Linked DNA regions of Mus musculus: region 1 is linked to region 2. A link is a loop called in an ENCODE intact Hi-C map of the cell type or tissue named here. Cell type or tissue: left cerebral cortex. All regions are shown on one strand.

What was found. A loop is a pair of places that touch in the nucleus more often than their neighbours do. Peaks named below come from ENCODE experiments on the same cell type or tissue, not always from the same donor. Only the 100,000 strongest peaks of a DNase experiment are listed, where the experiment ranks them.
Region 1: a loop joins it to region 2, with 4 times the contacts of the local background. A loop is called at or near these places in 13 of 42 quality-filtered maps.

The regions. Positions count from the first base shown.
Region 1 is chr10:87,103,279-87,111,278 of GRCm38, reverse strand. All of the region lies in intron 2 of 1700113H08Rik (RIKEN cDNA 1700113H08 gene), which reads right to left. Among named protein-coding and RNA genes, the nearest start is that of 1700113H08Rik, 49 kb to the right of the region's middle. In left cerebral cortex, no CTCF peak of the experiment used is centred here; DNase peaks (open chromatin) are centred at 2,048, 2,962, 3,218 and 3,550; H3K27ac peaks cover 1,012 bases.
Region 2 is chr10:87,486,448-87,494,447 of GRCm38, reverse strand. It overlaps Ascl1 (achaete-scute family bHLH transcription factor 1), which reads left to right and starts at 788. Exons shown (of 2, transcript NM_008553.5): 1 at 788-2,095; 2 at 2,457-3,629. The coding sequence starts at 1,360. The coding sequence ends at 2,055. In left cerebral cortex, no CTCF peak of the experiment used is centred here; DNase peaks (open chromatin) are centred at 2,661, 4,569, 5,526, 5,835 and 5 more places; H3K4me3 peaks cover 3,626 bases; H3K27ac peaks cover 3,188 bases.

The sequences.
Region 1 (8,000 bases), 380 kb after region 2:
AAGATTGAGTGACTTAAGAACACATTGCTGCCTGCTGCAGCCCCCTTGTAGTCTTAACTATTACTCATAAAAACCTCGATATAGTCCCGGCTGATCACAGACTGGGAAGCTGATGCCAAAAGCACTAATTACTGTACTCTGAGTTTGTTGAGCATAATTAAGTAGACTATACTTATACTCAGGTGTATGTCACATCTGGGCATGTTACCAAGGCAACAAAACACCATCTGACACTCCAAGAGAAAGCACATGTTCTAGAATTCTTTCTGCAAGCTAACATTTTAAGGAAATCCAAATTTTTAACCTTTGACGAGCATAAGAAAAATGTTATCATGCAGAATCAGTTAGAAATCCACTGAACCCAGAGACTACTTCAATTTAATTTTACTCGCTTCAACGCTAAGTACATTTTAATTCAGCCAAACGATAAGGACCAAATAGTCCTTCTATGATGCAAGTATATGCTGTGTGTGTCTGAAAGACTGTATGCAATAACTTTTCAGAGAGATAAATTCTTCCTACCAAAGAGAACTTTGGATGAGGACATATCGTAGTTGGTAGAGAGCTTCCCTAGCCCGTAGGATAAGGAAACAGGAAGCCTGTGATAGATTCCACAGGAGGAAGCAGATAGCCTGTGGCCCTGGTGCTTGGAGTTGGAGACAAGATAATCAGAAATGAAGAGGATCATTCTTGGCTACTGAGTTCAAACCCAACACAGGCTGTAGGAGATGACATCTCAGAGTGTGTGTCTGGGGATAGAGTGGACTTGGCTTTCCTTGTCATGGGGTGGGCACGTTGTTTGCAGAGAATACAGACTAAACTCAAGAGTCTAATATGCTACATTTGTCTTATCCTCTCTTAGCCAGCCCCATGACCTTCAGGACAGAATGACAAAAGCAGCCACTTAGCAAATCCCCAAACAATGCCAAGCATTTTATACATGTTAAGACATTTAGTCAGTCTTTGGAATAGGAGTTAGACAATAACCATGATAAGTAAAACTCACAGTGGTTTGAGTATGTGTAGATATTACTGTTAATATTGTGTTTTAGAATAAACTATTTGAACAACCCGAGGAAAAGGCAACCTTACCCAAAGATTAAACCCAAATATACAAGGACTAATAGGAAATAATGCAGATCAGGTAATGGTGGCTACAAAATATAATGAAACCAAATAATCCTTGTGTGATCCCAACCACACAGCAGCATATAAAAATTGTGTGTGTTTGGCTTCTCACACAGAGAAGAACATGGCTAGGAACTAGTATAGCCCAAAGCATCATAATGCAAAGTTGGCAATAAACAATCTACTTTGTTGAAAGAATTAGACAGCTTAATAAGACCCTTAGATAAGTTTCATGAAGATCAAAAGGGGGTAAAAATAACAATGTAAGGGGAAATTGAAGCTTTTAGTTGAAGTACTCATGTTTGGAAAAATATACCTTTTCTTAGAGATTCTGGTCAAATCCTTGAAATTAGTGTACTTCAGACAGCCTCATCTAGGCCACAAATGTGCCATCAATGAGAAAGAGCCACAAGATAGCCTATTCTTCAATATTTCCTACTTTTGATGTACCTCCTGTACAGCATGGAATTAACCAGAGCTATTATTGTCTGATTTTCTAGGCAAGCAAGAAGGCTTTCATCTAGCCAACTCTGGTAAGAGGGGAGGCCATGGGTGATGTCGTCATTGTATTCCCTTGAATGTGACACGCACTCCCTTGCTGTGCTTACATAGTGATGGTCCAAAGATCACCCCAGCCTCGGACTCATGATAGGCATAGATAGTAGATTTCGCTCTTTGCTTTGAGTTTTCCTTTTTCCAGACAACCTTTCTGCGAAATATCACAGAAGCCTGCGATTTAAGCTTTACGGTAGCATATGCTTTAGGAGTTTAATTTGGTTTTGAACAGGATTAAATATGCCAAAAATCAAACCACAAGATATTCCTAATGAGGGACAGAACACAATAGTCACCTTAAGTGAAGAGTAATTATATAACAAGAATTCGCAAATTGCTTGATGGTGTTTTCTTGTGGAGACAGGCACAGCTGCCACGCTGAGAAAGTGCCAAATTTTATTCTTTTCTCCCTGTTTCCAAGAAGAGAAATCCCCTCTGCCTGGTGCAGGCTTTCTGGTTTCTCTCCAATGTATTCACATGTCTTAACAGGTTATCTCTGGGGCAACTTGGTCTTTTCCTCGGAATATGTCTTGGCCTTTGTACAACTGAGTGTGTAAGGTATATGTGTGTGTGTGTGTGTGTGTGTGTGTGTGTGTGTGTGAGTGTGTGTGTGTGTGAGTGTGTGTGAATGTGTGTGTGTGTGTGTGTGTGAGTGTGTGTGTGTGTGAGTGTGTGTGAATGTGTGTGTGAGTGTGTGTGTGAGTGTGTGTGTGTGTGTGAGTGTGTGTGTGTGTGTGTGTGTGTGTGTGTGTGTGTGTGTGTGTGTGTTAGAATGTCATCTGGATGTCTGTTCTGTTCTAACTAAAATTTGTATTTATTAAGGGGCATGTATGGTTATAAAAACTAATACAGAATTCTGTAGAAAAGAAATGGAGATGGTTAAAAAGTATTTCTGACTCCGATAGATTTTCAAGTTGACCTGTTGAGCTTATAAGACATTCAGAATATATCAGAATCTTGAATAAACTAGAAGGTTTAGTATATCAGGAAGTCGGGAGGGGTGAGTAGCATATAACACAGGCAGAGTTTCATATATGAGGAAATACACCTTTCCACACACACACCGGGGTGGGGGAGGGGTGAGTTTAAAAATCTAGTGACAGACAGCATTGCTACAGAGAGGCTCCGATGGATAAGTTTCAATGAAACTCTGTAGGAATGATGGTTTCATGGACCTAAGACACTCCTGAAGCTAAAGAAAGCACTCCACATCTCTGGTGCATCCTACCCATGAAATCGGAATGAATTCACTCATATAACACGCTGTGTTTATGACTATGTGTAACAGTGATCTTGGGGTCTGCTTTGTAGAGCACAAAGATAGTTAGCCCTAACCTAACAACTCTATGCACTGGGCACTCCACTAAAGGTATCTTTCATTCCCTACTTTGCATTATCATGTTTAATTTTAAGATGGTGACCCTGAGAATTACAGAAACCTCTGCTTTACCATTCTGTTCCCTGAGCACCATGCTTTAGAGCAGTCTGTCTCGCTGAGGCAGATATATATTTGCATACTAGTTACATAAAAGATATTACAACTACTATGTACAAGGACAGCAGATTCATTTTAGTTTTCCATTATTTTAGTAAGAAAGGAGCCGTACCCTTCCATCCCCCACTCTTAAATTTGGACACATCTGTATCTTCCCCTCTTCACTCTGCCACCCACATCTTTTTAGGCCACTATACCAAAGCACCAGGTTAAGAACAATCTGAGTATATAAATTAATCTTCTCAACAGTTAGGAGAAAGTCAACATTGAATGTGAACTAAAAACGAAAGCAATATAAATGCAACTTCTCTTTTCTGCCCCTGAAATGTGAACACGACTGAGTAGTTTTAACTGGAAAGCCCCCTCGCCTCACTATGGCAACCGTCTGAGTGTTGGAAGTGACCCAAATCTGAATAACTAGCTTGGACGGAGCTGTGTCTCTTGTCTCCTCAGTCTCCCTCATTCCACTTTCCAAAAACAACCTGGATCGACCTTCTAAGGGAGAGTCCGAATTCATATCACTTGCCCTGCTCAGAAATCACAAAGGCTTTCTCAACACCTCTCATCAGCATGAAGGGTGACTCCTTTATCCAAACCACTCTCTCAACCTTGGCCAGCATTCTCCCGTCCAAATACAATAACCAACCTTCTCACAAGCCCCACCGCCCCCTCTAGTCTCCACACTTCCCCAGTGTGGGGCATGCACAATCTTTCCTTCAACTCTCATCTTTCTTTAACTGCCTCAAGGTCCTAATCATAATGATCCAAGACATATTTACAGAGACACTGGGGTGTCAGTCCGTGCTGATAATTAGGCAAGGTGATCACAATATCAATACGAGCCTGGGCAACGCAGTGAAACCATGTTTCAAAAAACAAAAACCAAGCACCAGAACAAAAAGGAGTCGGAGAGATGGCTCAACAGTTAGAAGTGCTGCTTTCTCCAGAGGACTTGGGTTCGATTCCCAGAATCCCCATGGCAACTCACAGCCATTCCATAGCTTCAGTTCTAGGAGATCTAACACCCTCTTCTGTCCTCAGCATACAGCAGGCATGCATGCAGTGCGTAGACACGCAATGGACACAAAACACCAATGCATATAAATAAAAATAAATAAATCTATTGTTAAAATAAAAGCACTAAATAAATCAGGCTTTGAGCACTTTGAGAAGAAAGATAGCCTTATCTGCTCTTAGAATCCTCCCAATAAGGAGAAAACTTTGTACTGAATAGAACCTACATAAGATATATTGAATAAGGGAATTGTGGTATTGACAATGGTGTTGTTGGGAAAGAGGATAACAAATGAATATATAAATGGGTGGATACTTGAATACTTACTTATTTGGATGGAGAAATGAATGGTGTCATTGCATAATAAATATCCAAGTGACAGGGGCTACATTGAATCAAATTCTGAAATAGAGCATCAGTTAGGTGTATAACTCTGAGCTAATTCAGCTTTGTTCACAGTGATATTTGAAGTCAACTTGCTTCCTCTGTCTTATAACCAAGAGCTATTTATCCGCTCACACAAAATCGTGTTAATTAGTGACAACCCAGATCTAATTCTTGAGAACCATATATCTAAAAACTCCTTTGACCGACTGAGAAAATAGTTTTTCTCAATAGTTATTTTTTAATAGAGTAATCTTTATATCTGTGGAAAATACAGGTTTTGGAGCCATTCATCCCTAAGCATGGTTCTCTTGCTCTCCACAGCCACACCATGAAATCCAGACCCCAACAAGCTTGTGTTGTTTGTCGTTAGATGCATACAGCCTACTCCTGTCTACCACTAAACACCAGGACAACCAGCCATCAGCAGATCTCAGGATGCTACTTTGTATCAGAAAGGGGATGACTCACACCAAAGCATTTTCTGCAAGAAGCACTCATGGATATAAATCAGCTCAGGACAGGCTAGAAGCAATGCTTTAAAAGTGGCTGGAGGGACACACAAGATGAACAGGGGAAGTCACATAAGGCCACCCCTAGATGAAGAGTCACAGATAACTGCCAAGAGAGGAGAGCCAGTCTTTTCCAGGGACAAGGCCACTGATGGGTTATTCTAATGCTAAGTGATAACCTCTAAACACATATACCTATGAGCAACACTAAACAGGCTCACGGATTGTATTTATGCACGAATAAGCATGCGGGGGGTGGGGAGGGGAGGGGGAGGGAGGAAGGGGAGAGGGAGGAAGGGGAGAGGGAGGAGGAAGGGGAGGGAGAGAGAGAGAATAATTAAATAATTAAAGAAGAAGAGGTCATGAATTTGAGAGGAAGTGTGAGGCACACAAGAGGAGTTAAGGGTCATGGGGGAGCGATGGAGGTGGTAGTCACATATGAAATTATCAAAATAATTTAAATTTGTATTTAAAAAATAATGAAATGGTTATGGAAGCTCATTTTAGTATAATATTTGGTTAATACTTTGTACCTCCATATTGCGTATCTTGTTTATATCTACATAGGGAGTTATTTCTCTATGTGCTTCTATCAGTCTGAGCCCATTGTGGAAACAGAATAAAGAGGTTGAATCACAATCGTTAAGAAAAGATAAACAACCTATGTGACTTCCTAAAATAAAAGTCACTGTCCACTTGGGTAAAAGACGTAAATTTCTTTGAATGGGAATATGAAGCTAGGCAGGGAGCTACGCACATGGCAGGAAGGAGCCGGTCCATTCAGAGACCACAGGCAAGCTGGAGAGGTGGCAGCACTTGCAGGAGAGAGACCGTCAGGGTGGATAACAGCTGGAGGGGATGCATGAATTGGCCAGTGACCCAACGCTAACCATAAACTCACTTCAAGCATAAGCCTTTAAGCATGCGCAGTTCTTAAGGGTGTCGTTTGTGGGTGACAGCAGAGTGCTACTGTGTCATGCTTTGTGTGGCAAGGAACCAAAAAGAAGTTAGGAGTTGAGTTGGGAGACACTGGCTGATCATTAAGTTTTAAAGAAAAAAAATGGGGGGAATTTTCATGAAAAGCACAACTTAGAAGAATCATGTTCATGCTGGTCTTACTGCAGAAGGTGTGTGGGATACTTGAACTAAAAACAGCCAGGACATGGGACACATGAGCAGTGGCTTGGGGAAAGCTTGGAAAAGACAAGCCCTTAACCTTCCAAAGCTGCTTCATAATGTGGCTAAGCACTGTGGACCATGGTATTGACAGTGGCAAAGACCTCAGTGACATCAACTCTTCAGATGTTCCCTACCCAGAATCCTCCAGAGTACACTTCCAAACTCCTCCAATCTGCTCAGAATAAATGCCAGTCCCTTGGCAATATGTTTTTCCAGGTGTTTTTTTGTTTTTTTTTAACGTGACTGTTCCATCCTGACCTTTGACCTTCTTAGAGACTGTAAACTAAAGATCACCCTCTGGTCGTCTCCACTCCAGATTCCCCTCTGACGGATACTTTGTCGTATCTCATCAAATGATGCTCAAATCCTTACGTTAACTTGTAATCGTGTATCTTATGTAAGAACTTTATACAAAGAGTCTCCTGCCATTAAATTAAGTTTGTATAAGAAAAGCTTACTATAAAATTGTCCATAATTATGAATTACATATTATATTAAAATATTATTTATATACCTTGGGTTTGCCTTTCTCATCACTGTGACCAAATAATTGACAAGAAGTAACTTACAGGAGGACTTATTTTGGTCCACAGGTTTGAGAAAACATCACTCCATGATCCTTGAGAATGCATGAGGCAAGAGGCGCCCCTGGGCAACAGTAGATGAGGACACTGGTTAAGATGTGTGCCTATGTAAGAGTCAGGAAGCCTGGGGGGAGATAACAGGCTGGAAGCAGGAACCTAGAATCCCTAAGATCTAATCAGCAGCCTTTCCCTCTGCCCAGCCTCTTCTCCCTGCTATCCGCCATTGCTCAGAACAGCACCACCAACTGGGGACCCAGTGATGTTCAATCAGGTGAGCATAATAAGGGAGCGCTTCACACTCAAAACGCACATATATGTTATATAATATTGCATAAAATACATATGAAATATGATACATATTTTACTAGTTTAATTTAATATTGTAATATATAATATATACAATATATTATAGAAGTGTTTTTTTCAAACCCAAAGAAATGTTAAGGCAGCTGCACTGGCCTTGTGCACAGTCCTTCCTGCCACGACCATTTAATTATCCACATATATTTGAAAATATTTTCCAGTTTCTACGGATTTCTCACTAACATCTTAAGCACATTGGTTCTATGCTGCTAGCGAAGATTGTTATGTATGTGTCCCTAGCTAAGCCTTGAGCACAGACAAAAGCAGGCAGCATGTAGGAAGTCTCCTTCCACGGAGGCTTGAAGATCAGTTCGCATGATCTGCCACTTCCGGTCATTGAAGCCAGTTTCTTGTGAATTGCTCACAGAACAGATGATAACTTCCAGTTTGGGCCTCTTGCACTCTGCTCTTTGTTGCTACTCAGTGTCTGCTTTAGCCTCCCTTTCCTGCTGTAGCGTCATAGCAGAGAGGGGAACCCACAGGGCCTTGTGATGAGTGAGAACCAGAGACCGCGGAAGAGATCATAAAAGTGAATTAAGGGGGCCTTCAAAAGGCAAACAGGACCAAGTAAGTGTAAACTTTAAAACACTCCAGAGAACAAAATTGACTGAATGGATATGATAGATAGAACCAACCAGAGGCAGTAGCAGTGAGAGAAGTAAGTAAAATTTGAAAAACGTGGGGAAACCCCCACAGCCTTGCTTCAGCGTGGTTCCAAAGCCAACTGTGCAACCGAGGGATGCACAGGAAATACGCAAGTGCTTCCGCAAGAGACAGATTAATTA
Region 2 (8,000 bases):
CTCCCTATCCTTCCCACCCTTAGCGAGTTGTGCCCAGCACATCCAATCCTTGAAGCTGAATGGAACAGCAGTGGCAACCCCATATGGCTGCAGAGGGAAAGGCTGCTCAGACAGGGTAGAACTTACTGAGACCACAAAGCTAGTGAGAGGACTCAAGTTCTCATACAGAGAGACCACTAGTGTGCAAACGCTCTCCCCTCCTACCTTCCTAAACCTAATGGCAAACATTTTATTTTTTAGGGTCACAAAGAATCCTCCGGAGTTACTGCGGAGAGAAGAAAGGGGGGAAGCAGAAGCCCAGCCCTCCACTTCCAAGAGTTCCCTTTGCCACTTTTTCTGCCTAAACCCTTCCCTGAATTTTCTTCCAAGTTCTCAGGAGACTCCAAAGACACTTTTCCCTCCAGACTTTCCACCTAGGCACCCCAAGTCCAGGAGTTATTTGCCCCCCCCCTTTTTTAAAAAGGCCCCCATTTCTAGAGCCACCCCCTGGCTCCCGGAGCCACCGCCCCGAGCGCGCGGCCTGTTTATTCAGCCGGGAGTCCGGCACGCGCCGGGCGCACGCACTGCAACAACAAACCAGGCTGAATGGAGAGTTTGCAAGGAGCGGGCGCGGGCAACTGGAGGGGGGGGGGGCGAGAGGGAGGGAGCTGAGGAGGTGGGGGAAGAGGAGGGGTAGTGGGGGCTGCAGCCGCTCGCTGCAGCAGCGGGGAGTGGGGGGCGAGGCGGGGCCAGGGCTGCGCGTGGGGCTGGGTGTCCCATTGAAAAGGCGGCCGCACCGCAGCCGCCCAGCAGTCTCTCACTTCTGGCCAGGGAACGTGGAAGGCGTACCGGCTGGGAGCCGGTTAGGGAGGGCGAATTGGGGGGAACGAGAGAGCAATTAGAAAGAAAGGGGGTTCAACCAAATAATCCCAGAAGCAGGCTCAAGCCCAGGCTGGAGCAAGGGAGAGCGGGCGCAAGAAAGCGCAGCCCCGGAGCAGCTCCACCTGGCAGAGTGCGCTCGGCACTGACTTTTGCGGCTGCTTTCCTTTTCCCTTTCCTCTTTTAAAACCGAGAAGGCGCCGGCGGCGGCCGCACACGCGAGCGCCACGCGAGGCTCCCGAAGCCAACCGCGGCGGGAGGAGGGGAGGGAGGAGGCGGCGCAGAGGGAAGACGATCGCCCAGGCACCTTCCTCCGCTGCAGCCTGACAACTCTGCCTCCTTCTGCGCGTTTCTTCCCCTTTAACTTTCCTCCGGGGCTCGTTTCTCCCCTCTCCTTTTTCTTCGTCCCCCTTTGATCGTGCTTCGCAGCCCCGCTTCCTTCAAGGGCTCTGCGCACCCTGCGTCCCCAACTCGTTCTCCCCCGCGACAGTTTGGCCCGGCATGGAGAGCTCTGGCAAGATGGAGAGTGGAGCCGGCCAGCAGCCGCAGCCCCCGCAGCCCTTCCTGCCTCCCGCAGCCTGCTTCTTTGCGACCGCGGCGGCGGCGGCAGCGGCGGCGGCCGCGGCAGCTCAGAGCGCGCAGCAGCAACAGCCGCAGGCGCCGCCGCAGCAGGCGCCGCAGCTGAGCCCGGTGGCCGACAGCCAGCCCTCAGGGGGCGGTCACAAGTCAGCGGCCAAGCAGGTCAAGCGCCAGCGCTCGTCCTCTCCGGAACTGATGCGCTGCAAACGCCGGCTCAACTTCAGCGGCTTCGGCTACAGCCTGCCACAGCAGCAGCCGGCCGCCGTGGCGCGCCGCAACGAGCGCGAGCGCAACCGGGTCAAGTTGGTCAACCTGGGTTTTGCCACCCTCCGGGAGCATGTCCCCAACGGCGCGGCCAACAAGAAGATGAGCAAGGTGGAGACGCTGCGCTCGGCGGTCGAGTACATCCGCGCGCTGCAGCAGCTGCTGGACGAGCACGACGCGGTGAGCGCTGCCTTTCAGGCGGGCGTCCTGTCGCCCACCATCTCCCCCAACTACTCCAACGACTTGAACTCTATGGCGGGTTCTCCGGTCTCGTCCTACTCCTCCGACGAGGGATCCTACGACCCTCTTAGCCCAGAGGAACAAGAGCTGCTGGACTTTACCAACTGGTTCTGAGGACCTGCCAGGCTCTCCTGGGAATGGACTTTGGAAGCAGGTACGCTTCATGTGGGGATGGGCAGAGCCTTTCTTGACTAGGTCCCTTTTTCTTTTTCGGTGTGGAGGGGGGAGTTCACGGAAGGTAGGGGCTGTCTCCAGGAACCCAGGGGTGAGAGGAGGTTACTATGTTGTTAGTTTGTCCATCTCAAGTGCTAGTGTGTTAACTTCAGTCTTGGCCCCTGAGAGTGGCTTTGCCCAAGTTTCCAAGAGCAGAAGGTCGAGGTGAGGCATAGAGACCCTGCGTATTGAGTCCTGGGACTTTGTCCAAAGAGATGTTTTACCTGACAGATTCTCCAAGCCTGAATAGCTTCTACCACACCCCTTCAAGTTCACACTAACCTCTCTTGTTTCTGTTACAGGATGGCAGCAGATCCTGCATCTTTAGTGTTTCTCGCCAACGACGTCAAATGGGGAGGCAGAAAAACAAGGGGAAAAAAGAAGAAGAAATGAAACAAACAAACCAGACAGCCAACCTACAGGGGCACCTTCACTAAGATGCAATGTTCTCAGCAAACAGGGGTGGGCTCCAACAGTGTCTCTGCATTCCAACATCATTTCCAGACACGAGAAGAGTGACTGGTGTCTGAACCTAAGCCCGAATCACAGATGGGTTCCTTTCCTGGAGCAAGAGCGTCACACACACACACACACACACAGACAGACACTATATTAACTCCCAACCACTAACAGGCAGGGCTGGAAGCGCGCATGTGCAAGTGCCTTCACCTCCCACTCTCTGTCAGAGCTGTCTTAGCCCCCTGAAACTGGGTTGATGTCTTTCCTCAGTCACCCCCATTCCAGCGATCTATGGACATTTGCCTCCATTGAAGCAACGTCAGTTCTCGGACAGCCTTTCCCTCTCCTGGTGGCCTCCTCCCCAAACCCCACATCGCCCTCCCACGGTCTTTGCTTCTGTTTTCTTCATAGAATGCTTCCAATCTTTGTGAATTTTTTTATTATAAGAAAAAAATCTATTTGTATCTATCCTAACCAGTTTGGGGATATATTAAGATATTTTTGTACATAAGAAAAAGAGAGAGAAAAAATTTATAGAAGTTTTGTACAAATGGTTTAAAAATGTGTATATCTTGATACTTTAACATGTAATGAGATTACCTCTGCGTACTTTAGATATGTAGTTCATCTTACAACTGCCATCCCCACCCCCATCCCCAGTGTGGTTTTGGAAAGAACTCTCCTCATAGGTGAGATCTAAATGCCACCAGAATGACTTCAGCACCAATGTGTCTTACTTCACAGAAACGTGGTTAATGTATTAATGATGTTATTAAAAAAAACTGTTCAAGAAGAACAAAAGTTTATGCAGCTACTGTCCAAACGCAAAGTGGCAGCCCGTTGGTTCCCATAGGTTGCCTTTTGGAAGTTTCTACCATTGCCTTCCCCCTCACACCCACCCCTTACTGTTTTATTACAAACTTACAAAAAAAAGTGTATAACCCTGTTTTATACAAACTAGTTTTGTAATAAAACTTTTTCCTTTTTTATATAAAAAGAAGAGAGAGAGAGAATGATCAGCTGCCTCTATGTCTTCTTTGGCTCTGTTGTTGTTGTTGTTGTTGCTGCTGCTGCTGCTGCTGCTGCTGCTGCTGCTGCTGGCTAAGCTATCAAAATACCCAAAGGGGAGGGTGGTGCCAAGGGTGTACAGTGGCAGAACTGAGAGAGATAAGTGCTTCAGCTGGTCCTACTGCTGCAGTATCTTTACGAGGATTGTGGGAGCAAGTGGGGGGTGGGAGGGGGCCCTTCTCTTCCATTCCCCATACATGTCCACAGCTCCTAGGGAAATACATGGTAATATGTGGCTACATCATCTCACCATACACTATGCATTTTTAACAAATCTCCAAACAGTAGCCTGGGAAGAGATGCTTTTCATCTCATTTCCACTCAGCTCATTTGAGGATATATTTGTAAGGAGATGGGAACCGAATGCTAGGAGATCTGAGTTAGTCTAAGCCTGGGTCCCTGGAAGGTGCTGAAAGCTGTTGCTTGGATTATGTCTCCCTCTCTACAAACAAACTTCAGGGATGGGGTTCCAAGCACTTACTTTCTCTCTCTCTCTCTCTCTCTCTCTCTCTCACTCTCTCTCTCTCTCTCTCTCTCTCTCTCTCTCTCTCTATATATATATATATATATATATATATATATATATATACACACACACACACACACACACACACACACACCACACACTTTCCATCCCAATTTAAAGCAAAAGGTGCATAGGATACAAATTCCTTGCAGAAGGAATTAGACTTTAATATGTAAATGTAGTACAAATGTGTGGTCGCTTTGAGACACTGGCCTATCTAAGCCGGTGACTCCATCCCAATAGCGTGAGCAGCGTGTAAAAGTACCCAATTACCAAGATTCAAAAAGAAATTGGTGGGTTTTTTGGCTGGCTTGCTTCTTGTCAGTTAGGAAGGACGTGATTAGAATCCTACTCTGCCTCTCGCAGGCTCCTTGCTCGCTGCCTGCATCACTTGTAGATTCAGTTTGCGTGTCTCCAGCCAAGCGGAAAGCCAGGCGCAAAATGCATCTTACAAAACCCAACAAAGAGCCAGGAGCAGGCACGTCTTCCAGAGTTAAAAATCTAGTCTGTGTTGGTATATCTATACCATTTAGTGGCACAGAATAACCTTTAAGAAAAAAGCCGCTATGCGTGCAGCATGCCATGGCGTCTGATGTCATTTTGCTAAATGACCCTCTATAGAATGCACATGGAGGCTTCAGTCCTTTTCATAAAGATGGGCGTAATTAAGGGGAAAAAATCAGTAAATTCCCCATCGCCATAAATAATCGGACTTTCTGCCAGCAGTGGGCCAATTTAGAGCTTACTTGGGGGAAGCAGGGCTTCTGTAGTAGTGGCTTTTGTTTTTTATCTTATTTGAAAGACCAGAGCTAGGCGCCCCCACCCCCCCCCCCTGCCCCTGTTCCCGTTCCTGTTCCGTTTGATTTAGCTGCCTAAGGTATGCAAAGAAAGTGTTGCAAGTCATTTATGGCTATGAATATAACATTAGGATAATGTTTCAACCCCTACAAAAGGGATTTTTTTCTCCTCCTTCTTCTTTTGCCTGTAAGGACAGGTGTTCTTTTACCCGTTTCTGAATGGGAAATATCAAGACTCAGTTAAACTCTGGGTAAAGTTAGTGGATTGTTTGCCACAATGTGAAGGCAAACTCCAAAAATTCACAAAACACACACACACACACACACACACACACACACACACACACACACACACACACACACAATTTTGCCTAAGCTAGGAATGGGCAAAATCTCATTACATCTGCTCTAATCGCTTAGCAACACAAAGCCGGGGCTTGTGCAGCGAAGGGAAGCCATTCACAGAGCTCTGACAGGCCGCATTCAGTCAGCATTAGTCAGCTCCATAAATCACCGCTGCCCATTGGCTGCGCGGCGGGCTTAGGTCTGTCAGCGAAATACAAAATGTAGACCCCAGCGGCCAGCAATCGTGCGCCCTCCGCCCCATTTTAAGCCTGGGGGGGGCACTCTGGGGAAGACTTGGTTTGTGTTATTGACTGAGAGATCTTACCTATTCTCTAAACAGCCTGGAGATCAAGACCACTAGTTAAGGCTGAAAATCTGCCTGAAATAGAGGAGGGGAGCTGGGGCGTGAAGTGGATGAGAAAGGAGGGAAGGAAAGAAAAAGGGGAGGGCGGGAGGGAGAGAGGAGGAGCATTAGCTAGCACTGGAGCTGGCTGCATAGCTCCTCCTCTGAGCCTGGGATGGAGAGCTACTAGGCCACATGCCTTCCCTCTCAAATTCAGTCTTTTAACATTGCAAGTAGGAGCCTATGAATGGAGAATGGTCCAGGTAGACCCATCAGGCAATGGGGAAAAAAAGCTATTTTGCAGTCTTCTCCCCCGAATTTCAAAGGCGAGTAGGGCTGACTTACAGCATAGGAGGCAGAAGCATCCTTTCCTACTCTACCTTACCACAGGGGCATTAGAGCCCAGGGAAGGAACAACCTGATTCCTCAGTATCCATAGCAAGTCCGTTAAACCATACACAGGGATCTGATAACTAGCCTTATGGTAGAAATTACGAGACCAATACATATATTATGCCTGCATGATTTTTGTTTCCCACTCTAGGTATCCTGACAACTAACCAAACCTGTGTAAATCACTGTTTAGACTGAATTTGTACCAACTATCCACACGGAACAGTATCTAAGAGTTAAAGAAGAATCAAAGTTTCTTAGAAACTCCAGCTTGGATGACCCCCCAAGAAGCAGTCCTCGTGATCCAGTCTTCACCTGCCAGTTATCTACCCTTCTGTTTCTTCCTAGGATTTAACCACGAATGTGAAAATCCTTGTGTTTTTGCTTTTTGCGTGATTGCACTGTGACTTGCCGTGTATGCAGAAGTAAGTGCCATGCCCAGGAACAAGGACCTTCTCTGTCTTGTTTATTATCGACACTTTAGTGCCTGAAAACAATTGTTTAGAGAAAAGAATCCGGGTGATCTGCAGTGTTCTACTGATGTGTCTGTCGCATTCTGTTACCTTTAATCCTCAGAGTTAGTCTCTGTCTTTTTCTGCCCCATGTCTTAGCAAGCTACCTACCATAGAGTTCATCACTGGAGCTCTCTGGCTTTCCTGCTAGGTTTGCCCAGGGAGAGGCACCAGAAAAGAGTACAGAGTTAGAAAGGGAGACAGGTTGGGGGAATCCATATTCTCTTATTCACTTGCTCTGGAAGTGGAGGCTCCTTGATCCAAGGCCACAGTTTGTCAACTGTTGTTTCTGCCACAGATGCAACTTTTTAATGTTCAATAACAATCTTTCCTCTTGCAGGCTCAGAGGTTACTATCAGTGGCTTCCCATTTTTACTGGTCTCTACTGCTCAGGTGTTACCCCTCCAGGCTCACTTGCCCTCACCCATATGTATTTCTGTCTCTTTATTAACTCTTCTCATCTGCCCCTTACGGGGCAAATCCTCTTCTGCCCCTGACTGCTTCTTAACCATTGTGCCTCATGATCAAATGGACGGATAACTTTCCTGTGAGATTTTTTAGGGTTCTCAAGTAGGAGTCTTTCTAAGGTTGACACAAACTCTCTTCAACATCATCTCTGAAAATCTTACTTCATCTCTTTAGATCTGCAAGTTTGGAAAAGAAGTTAGTTACACATTTGATGGCAGTGGAGTATAATATAGCTCTAATAAGGATGAATACTAAAGAAAGGGTCTCAGAGATGCCAATGGCTGTCTTTCAACCGGCTCCTTTCAGGTTGATCTTTTTGAGCTCGGTAGAGAGTTGGTGCTAGGTAAGGTGAGCAAAAGCTGAGGCAGGTGGAGCCACCTACAGCCTCATGGTCATTTGGCTATGTGACCTAGTAAGCACTTACTTAAAGGGGGGGTGGGCAATGATGAAATGTTAGTAAATAGCCAGTATCTCTAGGACTTTATTGTCATAGATTGAGTCGTCAATATATGCAGCATTTAAAAAAAGACCACTAAGAAGTCTTTTTTCCACGTACTAAAACCAATGACCGCGTGCATTTCCCCTTCATTATGGCTTTAAAGTCTCTCTGAACGTCCCTCTACTCTTGGGCCGAGACATGACTGTTTTCAAATTTCTCGCAGAAATTCCAGGTTATGGAGGAGGCAACGGTAGGGAAGCAAATAGATTTCCTGACACCCCCCCCCCCGCCCCAATGCTCTTTCTCTGCTGCATGTGAGATTGGCTTGGCTCTAGCGCGGGTCCGAGTTATATGCGTTCTTCCTTTGTATGCAAGATTAGGTTGTTACAAAAGAGGGTGTGTAGGTTAATGGCAGGAAGCAAGTTGCAGTGTGCAGCGCTAGCCTGAGCGCGTGTCGGGCTTAATGATTTATTCAAGCCGCTGCGCATCCGGGCGT